Linked DNA regions of Homo sapiens: regions 1, 2, 3 and 4 are each linked to region 5. Evidence: chromatin contacts called from ENCODE Hi-C or POLR2A ChIA-PET data. All regions are on one chromosome and are shown on one strand. Each heading gives the region's core, a stretch centred on a gene start or an enhancer-like site at or near the end of the contact. The rest is flanking DNA. Distances are from core to core; before and after follow the strand shown.

Region 1 (2,700 bases), core at 146-2,645, 200 kb after region 5:
ATCCACCCACCTCAGCCTCCTAAAGTGCTGGGATTACAGGCATGAGCCACCACGCCCAGCCAGGTTTCATTTTTAATATGAAAAATCTTTATTTATTTTTGAGACAGTCTCACTCTGTCACCCAGGCTGAAGTGCAGTGGCATGATCTCGGCTCACTGCAACCTTCGCCTCCCGGGCTCAAGCAATTCTCCTGCCTCAGCCTCCCGCGTAACTGGGATTATAGGAACACGCCACCACGCCCAGCTAATTTTTGTATTTTTAGTAGAAACGGGGTTTCCCCATGTTGCCCAGGCTAGTCTCGAACTACTGACCTCAAGTGATCCTCCCGCCTTGGCCTCTCAAAGTGTTGGGATTACAGGCGTGAGCCACCGCACCCAGCCTGAACAATCTTTAGGTTAGGAGTATTCCAGCCGGGCGCCGGGCTCAAGCCGGTAATCCAACACTTTGGGAGGCCAAGGCTGGAGGATCGGTTGAGCCCAGGAGTTCGAGACCAGCCTCTCTACAAAAAAAATAGAAAATAAACTAGCTGGACGCAGCGCAGACCCCTCACGGCGCCCCGAGGTGGGAGGATCACCTGAGTCCAGCGAGATCGAGACTGCAGTGAGCCGTGTTCGCGCCATTGCACTCCAGCCTGAGCAACAGAATAAGACCCTGTATCAAAAACAAACAAAAAGTCTTCTGGTGCAAGGCCTCACTGTAAGGTCCCTGGGTTCAATGCTCCGCGTTCTGGGATGTGAATGTGGAAAAGTAAGTGCCAAGGTGGGTGTCTACCTGAGCTCCATAAGGACTCAGTACTTAGGATGGGAGCATGGCTCTGGGTTCCATTCCTGACCCCTCTGTGGCCTCAGACTCTGCCCGGGAGAGGATGAAAAGCACAAGTCGGATGCACTCTATAGTGATCGCTGTGATACTCATTAAGAGTCTTACTCCCTCGACTCCGACAAACTCAAGGCCAAGCTATGGAGTCCATCTCATGCTGACACCGTCAGTTCTGAGCAACTGTAAAATGGGGACAGGGTGGCCCGGGGGCCTACTGACCTGAGGTGGGGGCCGCGACAGCCCGGCCGCTGCGGGGTCAGCCTGCGGTCTCCGCCTGACTCCAGCTCTCCTGCGCCCCGCAGGCCCTGGGCGCTACCCACGTCAGTGAGTGCTCACAAGTCTGTGAGGTAGGCGGCGCCACAGAGAGAAACTGAGGCGCGGGAGCCCAAGCCACTTGTCCAGCGCCTCAGCCGAGCGCGAACCGCGCTCGGGGATGGCATCCACACGGCCCGGCCCCAGGCTCTCCCTGTCAGCGCCCGAAGGCCCTTCGCACCTCCAGGGGGCGCCGGCCTGCGCGCACGCGCAATGGTCGCAGCCGCGTTCTCTTTAAGAGGACTCCTTTTGCCTCCGCCGACCCCTTCGCTTCCGCTCCGCGTTCCCACAATGCAGTGCGGCTGAGCGCCTCGGAGCCCGCGGGGACGCTGCGGGGGGACCCGTGCTGAGGCGGCGGCGGCGACGTGGGCTGCGGCGGGCCCGCGGCGTCGGGCGGTGCGGATGTCGGGCTGGGCGGACGAGCGCGGCGGCGAGGGCGACGGGCGCATCTACGTGGGGAACCTTCCGACCGACGTGCGCGAGAAGGACTTGGAGGACCTGTTCTACAAGTACGGCCGCATCCGCGAGATCGAGCTCAAGAACCGGCACGGCCTCGTGCCCTTCGCCTTCGTGCGCTTCGAGGACCCCCGGTGAGGCCCCCGCGCCCCTGCCCTCTCCTCCTCGGTGCCTGAGGCCCCCGCCTTCCCTGCTGTCCCCTCCCCCAGGGCTCCCCTCCCCCCGGCCTCCCCTCCCCCCGCCTCCGCGCAGACCCCTCACGGCGCCCCCTCACGGGTGGAGGATGAGGCAGCCTCTCCTCGCAGGCCCGGGCCGTCCTTCGCGCCGTCGTCACTTCCTTTATTTTTATTATTCCAATATTTTACTTAGAAACCCAAAAGCTGAGCCTTTGGAGGGCCCAAGCCCGCCTGCACCGGCCTCGGGGGGTCCAAATGAGCCTTGTCCGCCTCCTGCCTGGGGCAGCACCGTAGGGGGAAGCGGCCGCGGGGCAGCGCGGGGGTCGCCGTTCGCCCTTCCCGCTCGCCTCTCCCCCGGCCCGTGCTCGCCGTGGCTGGAGAGCAAGCTGCAGGGTCGCGGATGCCGCTGGAGGTCGTGGAGGGATCTCTGGTGGAATAGCTCGCCGTTCGCGCGCCCCGCCCCGCAGGCCAGGGCCCGGGCTTTGTAAAGGGATCACGGATTCGGGAAAACTTCTAAAACAGCCGGAGTGGGGCTCTGATTTCACTTCCCTCCTTTGATGAGGGAGGCTTGGCGAGATGCTAAAGGTTCCAGGGATTTGGAAACTCTAGATTCCTAACCCCGCTCTAAGGAGTGCTTGTGATTTTGCAAACAGCGTCGGCCCTCAGGCCGGAAAAAGCCCAGGAACTTTCAAAACTGTGGTTGGTGGTGGTTAGCAGCTGCGGCGCTGACCTGGTCACTCCACTCCGGCCAAATAAGAGCCCGCACCCTGTTTTCCTAGCATCATTTGCTCCCGGGGAACGCGGAATGTTCGTAGGGTGTCCGACCTACCTGGGGTGGACGTATTGATAGGGCAAGGGGAGCATCTGAGGAAGGGCAGGCAGGAAGCACCGCGAGGCGTTGATGGCTGAAGAGTCGACTCTGACAGCTCATCCCTAG
Region 2 (2,700 bases), core at 199-2,698, 170 kb after region 5:
GATCAAAATTAAATTTACAGGAACACAATACTGAAGCACTCCACTGTTGCTGTAAAAACTGCTGGAAACAGAATCTGTCAACTGGCCAAATTTTATCCTTAATTATTATCCAAACAGCCGTCCTCTTCACATCTATCCGGATGATGCTAATCTACTACCCTGTCCACTAGGTTAGCAAGTTGTAGGAACAACTCTTCACCATTTCTCCCACCCTAAGAGGTACTGGGGAGTAGAATGCCTGTGGGGGGCATTGGGTGGCAACGGTTATCTTTCTCTGCAAAATTCTTACAAGTGTTTGTGGAGCGTCACACAAGATTTAGCTACTCTAACTGCACGCAGTGCGAAAACCTTTTAAAGCTATGAAGGGGAGTAACGCTCTTGCAAGCTAGAGGCACGCACTGCTGCGTTTGTCAAAAAAGGCATTTATTTCTGTTCCATCTGAAGTCTTTCATCTTCCCATTCTCGACTGGAACCCTCCCACGGCTTAGGCTGCCAGCTTTCTTCCCTTCCAGCAAACACTGCTCGAGAAGTTGGCAGTCCTGCCGGCTTTCTAGACTGCCATTTACCAAGCCCCTACCCCAGCCCCCAGCCCCGCCACCACCCACCACCTTCCCTCAACTCCCCACTGGAAGGCTGGCAAGATCTCCTCCCGGCCCGGCTGGAAACACCCACGCAGCTCCCCCCTCCGGAACACCCAGATGGATCCTCGGCGCAGGAACCACACAGAAGGGGGAACCGCTGCTCCCTGATCTTAGATACCGTTGCTAGGTGGCGCTTTCCCCCCGCGGAGCTGGGTAATTAAAAAAAAAAAAAAAAAAACTTCGGACGCCGGGGGTCTGGTCTTCTCCACAGGAGCGCAAAATGCATCTGCGTCCTTTCTGGAAGCTTCTACGCCCCAAGCCGCCAGCAGTATTCCCGGGACCTGTCAGGCGCCCTTAGGAAAGCAGGATCGGGGGGAAGGAACCCCCTGCTCCCGGCTGCGTATCGGCCCCCGCGCCCATCCTCACCTTCTTGATATGAGCCGCAATGTCCTTCTCTATGTTGTATTTCTCCAGCGCCTGAGTAGCGCACTCCACCGAGTCCTGTTGCATCTCTTCCGACATGTCCGCATTTTTGATCACGGCCTTTCGGTCGCACATGGTTACCTAGTGGGCAAGGCCTGGGGTAAGGGGTTGAGTTGGGCCGCGCCCCCCAGGCACTAACTGCCCCCACCCCGGCCGGCGCCACCACGGGACGACGCCCCCCACCCCACTTCTCAGGAAGCGCGGGCTACGCGGAGGGCTAAGTCCGGAGTGGGGCGAAATAAGGCAGCGAGGACACCCCCTGGCCCCCCGAGTTTCTCACCGTGGAGAAGGGGGCTGGCCGACTGCAACGGTCTCCTGGGGGAGGTGCTAGCACAGCTCAGGCCCGGCTAGAGATACCGTCGCTACCGAAACCGTGGCGCATCTAAGCAGCCCCACGCCAGCCGCCGCCGCCTAGTGCTCAGGCCCCGCCCTGCTCCCGCCGGCCCCGCCCCTCGCCGCGCGACCCTATTGGCTTGACGCAGCCCACGGCATTCTTCCATTGGTCCATTGACTCCATGGTTCCCTCAGGATCTTTCTCCTGCATTTTGTTGCAGACCACAATGCACCGCTCACGGCGTCGGTTGCCCGGGCAATGGGCCGCACGCTACGAGGCCCACACACCCAGAAGGTGGAGCCCCGGCCGGGTTACGAGGACCACCCAGCTGTCTGGAGAGGTAGGAAGGGAGCTTCTGCCGGGGCCAAGGGAAGTGATTCCAAATTCACGGAGGTTGTCCCAGGGTGTGTTCTCGAACAACAGTCTCTAGAAGTTGGTGGCCATTCCTGCCCCCACCCCCCCGCCCCCCCACCACGACAGGTCGCATGATCTCGCACCCCAGGTTAGCAGGATTACGACAGAGGTGGCCTCTCCCTTTACTGAAAGGGTATCTCTGAAGCAGGGCCGGCTTCGTGGGTAAACCAGCAGTGCAGTCTCACAGGAGGGACCCTTACGTTTTCATTTTGCACTGGGCCCCATTTGTAGTCGGTTCTGCTCTGAAATATTTAGGGGAGGGCATCCTCAGGATTGAGGGAGGGCTTCAAGGAGGGAGGGTGTTTCCTTACGAATTAAGGGATTATCCCCAAGAGTGGGGTCTCTGCCAAGCAATGCGGACATCCTTTAAGGGGTTGGGGATGGGGATCCGGGTGGATTTGGGAGTGTTGAGCCCCGGGGTTTTTGTCCAGGGTGAAGCTTCTTGCTCAGGTGAGGCAGTCTTTCCTGTGTGGGAGAGATTCTTGGTTGGGATTTATCTCTGAGGAGGAGGTATTCTAATGGACGAAAAAGCGGCCGTTAGAGAGATGACGTCCCCTCTGGCTTAGGGAGGAGACACGAAGTGGTTAAAAAAGCAAGATCTTGGGGGAGTTGAGGGACAAGTCAGATCTGGATTTAAATCCCAGCACTGTCATTTACTAGCTATTTGAATGTCTTCTTTAAGTAAAGGAGGACTAAATGTAAAAGGAAACCAGTTCATACGCTTGTTAGCAGTATTAAACATTTGAAGTTCTCTCAGCACAATGTGAGGCACATAGTAAATGATCAATGAATCTTATCAATAATTGTCAGTTTATACAACTATCCCAAAGGCCACAGCAAGGTTTTGAACAACCAGCTCTGAAATGCCTATAATGTATTTTTCGAACC
Region 3 (2,700 bases), core at 38-2,537, 130 kb before region 5:
TTCTAACAACCAAACAAGGCTTGATTTTAGCTAAGCTTGTTTGAGGCAGTGAGAAGTTCAAAGTCTTCTAATTACACAGAGAACTAGAAGAATGCTTGCTCTCCTTACCAGTCCTCCACCCTCCCCCACCATCTGATAGTACCTCATTCCTGCCTAAGGCTTTCCTGTCCCTGCTGCAGTTCTTGTCAGTTAGATGCTAAGAAAATGGACCAGCTAAAACTGGTTTGAAGTTGACCACTACTTTCTGCTACAGAAGATCCCTAGCTTACCAACGGTTTGACTTAATGATGGTTCAACTTAAGATTTTTCCACTTCATGATGGTACAAAGGCAGTATGATTTCAGTAGAAAGCATACTTCAAGTACCCATACAACCATTCTGTTTTTCACTCTCAGTACAGTATTCAGTAAGTTACTTGAAATATTCAGCACTTTATTACAAAACAGGCCTTTGTGTTAGATGATTTTGCCCAACTGTAGGCTAATGTACGTGTTCTGAGCACGTTTAAGGTAGGCTGGGCTAAACTATGATGTTCAGTAGGTTAGATGTATGAATATTAAACGCATTTTGAACTTGAGATTTTTCCACTTACCTGGGCTTATTGGGATATAACTCCATTGTAAGTCAAGGAGCAGCTGTATTTGAAAAAAGGGGAAAATCTTGCCTTAAAACATCCAGGATGGAGTTATAAATAGTTCTCAACTAATAACAAATTGAAATTGAGTTATATAACCCTTCATCCTGTCCCGCGGGGGGTTCTCAGCACCTATTCTCACTAACCCAGTCTCATGGGAGAGGCTCCGTAGCAGCTGTGCCTAGGGTTAAACCAAAGAGATGACTGGCAACCTTCCAATCCAGAATAGCGATATAATGCCAACAGAAAAAGTAAGAGAAGCTGGCAATCTGTGTAGCCCCAAGGGTAGAGATGTAGATAAAAATTCCTGCACATTTAACCTGCTGTCACCAGATTCTGAGAAGCAGAATATAACAAGTGTAGTTATTGTTATTCCATTCATAAGTGAATTTGAAAAACTCAATTTAAATTAATATATGTGTTTCCAAAACATGCCCACAGGGAAGGAGCAGTCTTCATGTTCCATTGACTCCAGAGACGTTCCCATTAAATGCATCACCAACCCTAGAGTTTAGGTCCTGCACATTGTTAGCTCTGCTGTGCGAAAACATGAATTAAAGCTTAAAAGATCATAGAAGTGAAACCATGTACTAGAAACTACCACAGGTGCGTTGGCAGGGGAAATATATGCAAAATACTACATCTAGTTTGTTGTGGAACTAATTAGGAAAAAGTTTTTCAGGAGCCAGTTGCCATAGCTATTCCTCTAAGTGTGACTGAGGTATGAGCAGTAAGTGTACGTTTTAATCTCTGCTAATGTGTCTTCCTCTGATGGCTGGAGAAATATGTCTCAAATACTGTATATGAATCTTCTAAAATCCAAGGCTTTTTTAAAATAAAAAAACCCCCAGGAAAGCCAACACATCAGACACCTGACCATATTTCAGAAGAGGAGTCTTAACCATGTTTCAGGGAGTCCACCACATCTAAAAGTCGCTGTGTTTTGGTCCTGCTGGGGAGCTGTCACCCACTGGGGCTGCCCTCCAGTGGAACAGTTTGCTAAACAGTTCGTTGGCCAGATTTATATGAGAACAGGGTGACATGTAACTAACCAGTCTCTACTTCATAGATTATCCTCCCCAGACCCCCCATTCTAATTGAGGCTTCCTTGGTACCAGTAACAGAGAAGGGAGTTTTAGTGAATGAAAGTACAGGAAACAAGAGTGGCAGCTAGAGTCAGGCTGTTAGTAGAGGGGCAAGTCTTTCAAATCCAGTAAGAAATTTTGAGTCATAGAGGTGGGAAACTACGAAGTTAAGATCATTATCAGTGTGACCTGAGCCCAGTCATTTGGTTAAGTTTCTTCCAGGAAGGATTATGACCTACCTCTTCATTATAGGATAGGATCCTCTGCTTTCCTAAAGAAAGGGATACAATTCATCAATGTTTTGGTACCCCCAGGGACATGAACAAGAAATTTTAAAAGGCCTTTTCCTTCACTTAAAAATCTGTCCAGTTCAGGACCTATTTAAAAGAACTACCTAGAGCCACTTGTACTTCCAGCCAAGATAGAGAAACAGAGACTGAATTACCATCCCACATGAAACAACTTTAAAAACAATAAAAAAAACATGTAAACCCTCATAACACAGCAGTTTTCAAGATATTTTTCATCAGACAACAAAGGACAGTATTCCTGAGAGTTGAGGAATAGTTTTCCCGTCATACTTATTTTCCCGTCAAACTATCTTAAGATAGTTTCCACTCATGGTGCAGAGAGAAAGATTTCTGAAGTTGAAGAGATGGAACTGAGAGTCCAAAGAGACGGCTAGAGGCAGCTAGAGTTAATAGAACAGAGTACAAAAGAAAAGAGAGCTGCAAAATGAAAAAACCCAGAGATCTACACAGAATCCTTGAACATTCATCCCAATTTTTTTGTTTGTTGTTTTTTGTTTGTTTGTTTTGAGTTGGAGTCTCACTCTGTCATCCAGGCTGGAGTGCAGTGGCACAATCTCGGCTCACTGCCACCTCCACCTCCCGGGTTCAAGAAATTCTGCCTCAGCCTCCTGGGTAGCTCGGATTACAGGCACCCACCACCACACCTGGCTAATTTTTGTATTTTTGGTAG
Region 4 (2,700 bases), core at 42-2,541, 220 kb before region 5:
AATTTAGAAAGAAATTAGCCTCAGATAATTGTTAAACTAGTTTCTTCCCTTTGGTTAAGTGATTAACCGAATTACTCTGGCAACCTGCTGCATCATCAGTAAGCTTGGGACTAGGAGTGGTTTCATGACTGAAGGTTTGGTGGGTGGAAGTGGCGGTGAGGGGTGCCTTGATGTGTCAGTTCTTTGCCAGGAGGATAATCACTGGAGGAGTTAGTTGTAAAATACTACCTTTTCTAGAGCTGCACTGCCCAATAGAAGTATAATATATGGTATATATGTAATGTAAAGTTTTCTGGTAGCCACATTAAAAAGTTTTTTTAAAAAGGTGATACTAATTTACATAAAAATACTTATTTCACGCCTGTAATCCCAGCACTTTGAGAGGCCGAGATGGGTGGATCATGAGGTCAGGAGTTCGAGACCAGCCTGGCCAGTATGGTGAAACCCCATCTCTACTAAAAATACAAAAATTAGCCGGGCGTGATGGTGGGAGGCTGAGGCACAAGAATTGCTTGAACCTGGGAGGCAGAGGTTGCAGTGAGCCGAGATCGTGCCACTGCATTCCAGCCTGGGTGACAGGGTAATTCTGTCTCAAAAAAAAAAAAATTATTATATCACTGATGGTATGTAATCAATATACAAATTAATGAGACATTTTAACTTTTTTTAGTACAAGATCTTCTCAATTCAGACTAGCCACATTTCAAGTGCTCAGTAGCTACATGTGGCTAGCAGCTCCCATATTGAACAGTGCGGTTCCAGAGGTGGTAAATACTTATGATCTAGATTTTTGCTCACATGTATGATCTGTGTGTCTTTAGGAAAAACAGATGAGTGTGTGATCAGTCTGTATTTCTAGTTCTTTAGTTTTATATTGTTACTGCCGGGTTTTCTTTCAGTGGGGAAGAGGGTGTTTAGAGGGTTTCAGAGAGGAAGCTCCTCATAGCTCAGATTTTTGGTTGCGAGCAGTTAAATTCACAGGAGGAAGAAAATTGCCTCCCTCCTCATTAGAGATGTACCAGATTCTATAGTTCTCAGCAAGTAAATCTGTTGGAACTGTTATCGTTTGGTCCTTGTTCTGATGGTTATAGGTGTTCAAGGTCTGCTTTGGCCTGTTGTGTATCAGTTATATACCACTTGTACTGCCTAACCACACAGCTCACTTGGTTAGACAGAGTAAGGTTGTGAATTTGATCTCTGTGTTTAATGAATGACTTTATGCCTTTTGGGGCTCTGCTATAGTAACTAAAATAGAATAAACCACATCCTTTTTCATCAGAAGTTTATAGTGTTAGAGACTGGGTGTCAAATGCCAGCAGATGTAATTAAGACAATTTAGAGACAAGGAGATTTCAGAGTGGGCTGTTGTATAGATTGTGTCTCCTAGTCAGTCAGTTGATTACTAGAAGGACTGAATTTGGAAAAAAAAATTTTTTTTTTTTTTGGCCGGGCGTGGTGGCTCACGCCTGTAATCCCAGCACTTGGGGAGGCTGAGACAGGCAGATCACCTGAGGTCATGAGTTCGAGACCAGCCTGACCAACATGGACAGGTTAAAAATACAAAATTAGCTGGGCATGGTGGCACATGCCTGTAATCCCAGCTACTCAGGAGTGTGAGGCAGGAGAATTGCTTGAACCCAGGAGGTGGAGGTTGCGGTGAGCTGAAATCGCGCCATTGCACTCCAGCCTGGGCAACAAGAGCAAAACTCTGTCTCAAAAAAAAAAAAAAAAAAAAAAGTTTTAATGTTTGAATGACTTTACTCACAGCTTACATTTTCTAATTTGGCTGAGTCCCCATCACTTTCTGTTTACTGTACACTGAATCTCTACCTCACTCATTTATGCTGTTTACCTAGCTCCTGGAGGCAATTGAGTTGTGATCCCTTAGTAACCATAGTTGTAGGTCATTGCCTCAAGGATGGTTGAAGATAGGGATAGCTGATCAGTGCTCCAGTGACAGAGGATTAAAAAAACAACTTTTTATGGGCACTTGCATGTTTAGATACAAATACTTTAACAGGATTTGACCATTGCATTATTACTGACTATTAGATGCCTTAAGGACATGTAGTTATTCTAAGTGGTACTCACATGCTTTTGAGTTGGAGTCCATAAATGGTATTCTGACCAAGAGAACAACGATCATGACTTAATTTACATGCTATACCCTGGCATTTGTGATAATATGGACCCAGGGCCCATTTGTGAGTTCACTGATTTGTTTGAATTTGAAGGCCATGTGAAATACTTATGTGTTGTAGGTCCCGTGCACAATTATGGAATTAAAGAACACCGTAAGTGGTACTATCTTTTTAATCAGTTTATTTGGTGGTTCTGTTGAGTTTTTGTATACATTATTATTTTGATAATTTCCAAATATTTTATACTTTGACACTTGTTCATTAGCTTCATTTTTGAAATGTGTCTGAAAGCCTTAGCCTTACTAAGAAAGAAATGTCTTTTAGTTGAGTTTGAAATGCTTTGATTTGTTGGTATTACAAAGTATTAATATAAGGGTTTTTTTGTTTGTTCCCAACTGAGTGCAGTCTGCAGTGATTAAGCTCCAAATTAGTTGGACCAGTAGGGGCGGAATTGGAAGCCTTACTTACACTAAATAATGCCATTCCTTTAGGGGATAAAATCTGGTTTAGACCTCTTTGGTAACAAAACAAGACCTTAACTGAAGTTATTTCTAGTATC
Region 5 (2,700 bases), core at 151-2,650:
GCCACTAGATTACATTTCTCTGGTTTCTGATCTGTTTGCCCTGCTAGAGTCTGAACTCCTTGAGGACAGGAAGTCTTGCATGGGGCCTGGCACATAGTAGGAGCTCAATAAACATCAAGTGCATGTGTGCATGAATGAGCAGACAAATTGGCCTTTATGAGTCAGCAGGAGGCAAATCCAGGTGCAATAAAAGAGCTTTCAGACAAAGAGCTTTTCTTTTTGGTTTTCGAGACAAAAGTCTCACTCTGTCACCCAGGCTGAGTGCAGCGGTGCAATCTCCGCTCACTGCAACCTCTGCCTCCCGGGTTCAAGTGATTCTCGTCCTTCAGCCTCCCGTATAGCTGGGATTACAGGCATGAACTGCCACATCTGGCTAATTTTTGTATTTTTAGTAGAGACGGAGTTTCACCATGTTGGTCAGGCTGGTCTCAGACTCCTGACCTCAAGCGATCCACCCATCTCGGCCTCCCAAAGTGCTGGGATTACAGGTATGAGCCACCTCGCTCGGCCTTAGACAAAGAGCTTTTCTAAGATGACACACCCAGAGCTCCCCAGCAGGGAAGGTAGTGGTGCAGGTTGCAGAAAGAACTCTTGGCTAGGAAAGTGCATCTCAGTCCTTGAAAAGTCTCAGACCCCTTTCTTCAAACAGTCATACTAGGAACCCCAAAATATAAGACAAGTTGCTGGGCACTGTGGCTCACGCCTGTAATCCCAGCACTTTGGGAAGCTGAGGTGGAAGGATCCCTTGAGGCCAGGAGTTCAAGACAGCCTGGACAACAGATTGAGACCCTGTCTCTACAAAAAAAATTTAAAAATCAGCTGGTGTGCATCTGTAGTCCTAGTTATGCAGGAGGCTGAGGCAGGAGGATCGCTTGAGCCCAAGAGTTCAAGACTGCAGTGAGCTATGATCCCACCACTGCACTCCAGCCTGGGTGCCAGAGTGAGACCCTGTCTCTAAAACAAAGAAAGAAAGAAAAAAAAACGTTTCCTGGCGGGAGCCAAAACAAAAAACAAAAGCAAATAAAAATAATTTTAAAATGAACAAACCAACAAAAAGACAAATTACTGGGGAGGAGTCCTAGCTTCAGCAGGGGAGGAGGCAGGAGGACTGCCCTGGGCCTCCCCTTACCCTGAGCATTAAGGGGCCTCTGAACAGTAGCCTGACTACATTCTCCATTTCCTTTATCACAACTGGCATATCTATGATTCTTTTTTTTTTTTTCAGACAGAGTCTCACTGTGTCACCCAGGCTGGGGTGAAGTGGCGTGATCTCGGCTCACTGCAACCTCCGCCTCTCGTGTTCAAGCAATTCTCTTGCCTCAGACTCCCTAATAGCTGAGATTACAGTCATGCCCCACTACGCCTGGCTAATTTTTGTATTTTTAGTACAGACGGGGTTTCACCATGTTGGCCAGGCTTGCCACTTCTTTGATTTTAGGCAGCCACACACTGGGGACAAAGAAGTCCTAGTTTATCCCTAAGTCTATCCTGAGTGGTGTTCCTGGGGGCTCACCCTGCCAGCCGATAGAGATGTCTACAGAAGCCCTCTTCCCGCAGGTTGCCCTCCAAGGCCACTGTGTTTCTGAAACAGTGAAACTCTGGAGTCTCTGGGCGGAGCCAAGCTAGTACAGAGGCAGGCAGGGCTGCAGGCTTGCCTAGCAGGGCACAGAGCCAAGGGCTTAGTCTCAGAATTGGATTATTAGAGTGAATTTGGAGCTCCCAGCCCCACTGACCTCGGGAACGTGAGGATTACCCGGGCCTCTGGCTGGGGCCCACGATCCTGCACATTCCCTGCCAGGTCTGAGAATAAGGATCCTCCCTCTGCGGCAGCACAGCGGGCAGCGGATGCTCTGCCCACCTCCCACCCCCAGCCATCAACCCCGCAGCCTCCCCTGGCTGCCTGGAGGCACACCAGCCTCCCTTGTGTCTGGGGTTTACAGCAGTGCTATTCAGGTTGTTGTCCATGGACTGGCAGCATCAGCATCCTCTGGGAACTTGTAAGAGATGCAAATTCATGGACTGCGCCCCAGACATGGGATCAGAATCACTGCGGGGGTGGCCCAGATCTGGGCTTCACAAATGCTCCAGGCAATTCTGCTGTATGCTAAGATTTGGGAACCAATGGCTTGAGGTACACCGGCCACCCCACACACCTGCCCAAGTACGCTCCAAGCCTGTCTAAGACTCGACAACTTCTACCCACAGATTTCTCCTTTGGGCTGCTTTAAGACTTCACTTATAGAAACGAATTACAATGGGTCTTTTCAATTGCATGATTCCACTGCAGTCTGAATAGCAGTCCCTGGGGTGTGCCGTGTGGTGCAATGCCCTGAGGGCACTTGCTATGCACTGACCCCATCCTTTATCATCCCCACATTACACAGGAAGAAACTGAGCTTCAGAAAGGGGACGCGACTGGCCCTAAGTCACACAGCAAGCAAACCCTGGGCCTATTGGCTACACATCTTCCTCCCACTCAGCAGAGAGGATGGCAGCTATTTCTTTCTTTTTTTAGACGGAGTCTCGCTCCGTCACCCAGTGGCATGATCTCGGCCCACTGCAGCCTCCACCTCCTGGGTTCAAGCGATTCTCCTGAAGCTGGGACTCTAGGTGCATGCCACCACGCCCGGCTAATTTTTCTATTTTTGTAGAGACAGGCCACGTTGGTCAGGTTAGTCTTGAACTCCTGAACTCAGGTGA

The links. Hi-C counts contacts between places; a loop is a spot of excess contacts on that map. ChIA-PET counts read pairs that join two places held with the same protein, here RNA polymerase II (POLR2A). Pooled maps may share reads with other maps.
Region 1: a pooled map shows a loop between it and region 5 (2.8-fold over the local background). The contact joins the promoter of SRSF9 here to the enhancer-like site in region 5. A Hi-C loop is called at or near these places in 1 of 50 pooled maps. POLR2A ChIA-PET finds 5 or more read pairs at or near these places in 5 of 52 experiments (A673, H1, HEK293 and 2 more).
Region 2: a loop to region 5 is called in a pooled map, with 2.9 times the contacts of the local background. The contact joins the promoter of DYNLL1 here to the enhancer-like site in region 5. A Hi-C loop is called at or near these places in 1 of 50 pooled maps. POLR2A ChIA-PET finds 5 or more read pairs at or near these places in 8 of 52 experiments (A549, Caco-2, HEK293T and 5 more).
Region 3: a map with no recorded cell type shows a loop between it and region 5 (2.9-fold over the local background). The contact joins two enhancer-like sites. A Hi-C loop is called at or near these places in 1 of 37 single-sample maps with no recorded cell type and 2 of 50 pooled maps. POLR2A ChIA-PET finds 5 or more read pairs at or near these places in 4 of 52 experiments (GM12878, HEK293, RWPE1 and 1 more).
Region 4: a loop to region 5 is called in a map with no recorded cell type, with 3 times the contacts of the local background. The contact joins two enhancer-like sites. A Hi-C loop is called at or near these places in 1 of 37 single-sample maps with no recorded cell type and 2 of 50 pooled maps. POLR2A ChIA-PET finds 5 or more read pairs at or near these places in 3 of 52 experiments (GM12878, OCI-LY7 and activated B cell).

Annotation. Positions count from the first base shown.
Region 1 is chr12:120,468,443-120,471,142 of GRCh38, reverse strand. It overlaps SRSF9 (serine and arginine rich splicing factor 9), which reads left to right and starts at 1,395. Exons shown (of 4, transcript NM_003769.3): 1 at 1,395-1,721. The coding sequence starts at 1,534. It also overlaps a transcript of DYNLL1 not described here. RefSeq lists silencers at 1,437-1,736, 1,987-2,156.
Region 2 is chr12:120,494,861-120,497,560 of GRCh38, reverse strand. DYNLL1 (dynein light chain LC8-type 1) reads right to left here and starts at 1,448. Exons shown (of 3, transcript NM_003746.3): 1 at 1,345-1,448; 2 at 1,008-1,145. The coding sequence starts at 1,139. NRAV (negative regulator of antiviral response) reads left to right here and starts at 1,615. Exons shown (of 2, transcript NR_038854.1): 1 at 1,615-1,738. RefSeq lists silencers at 1,045-1,564, 1,855-1,904 and an enhancer at 1,124-1,790.
Region 3 is chr12:120,797,003-120,799,702 of GRCh38, reverse strand. The region is part of intron 2 of SPPL3 (signal peptide peptidase like 3); the gene reads left to right. Among named protein-coding and RNA genes, the nearest start is that of ACADS, 73 kb to the right of the region's middle. Within about 2 kb of position 1,287, at least 3 of the 41 ENCODE cell types and tissues checked have a DNase peak (open chromatin) inside an H3K27ac peak, as active enhancers do; they include GM12878, where a contact is called at or near this core.
Region 4 is chr12:120,884,887-120,887,586 of GRCh38, reverse strand. The region is part of intron 1 of SPPL3 (signal peptide peptidase like 3); the gene reads left to right. Among named protein-coding and RNA genes, the nearest start is that of SPPL3, 18 kb to the left of the region's middle. Within about 2 kb of position 1,291, at least 5 of the 41 ENCODE cell types and tissues checked have a DNase peak (open chromatin) inside an H3K27ac peak, as active enhancers do; they include GM12878 and OCI-LY7, where a contact is called at or near this core.
Region 5 is chr12:120,668,276-120,670,975 of GRCh38, reverse strand. It overlaps a transcript of CABP1 not described here. Among named protein-coding and RNA genes, the nearest start is that of MLEC, 18 kb to the left of the region's middle. Within about 2 kb of position 1,400, at least 13 of the 41 ENCODE cell types and tissues checked have a DNase peak (open chromatin) inside an H3K27ac peak, as active enhancers do; they include A673, GM12878 and OCI-LY7, where a contact is called at or near this core.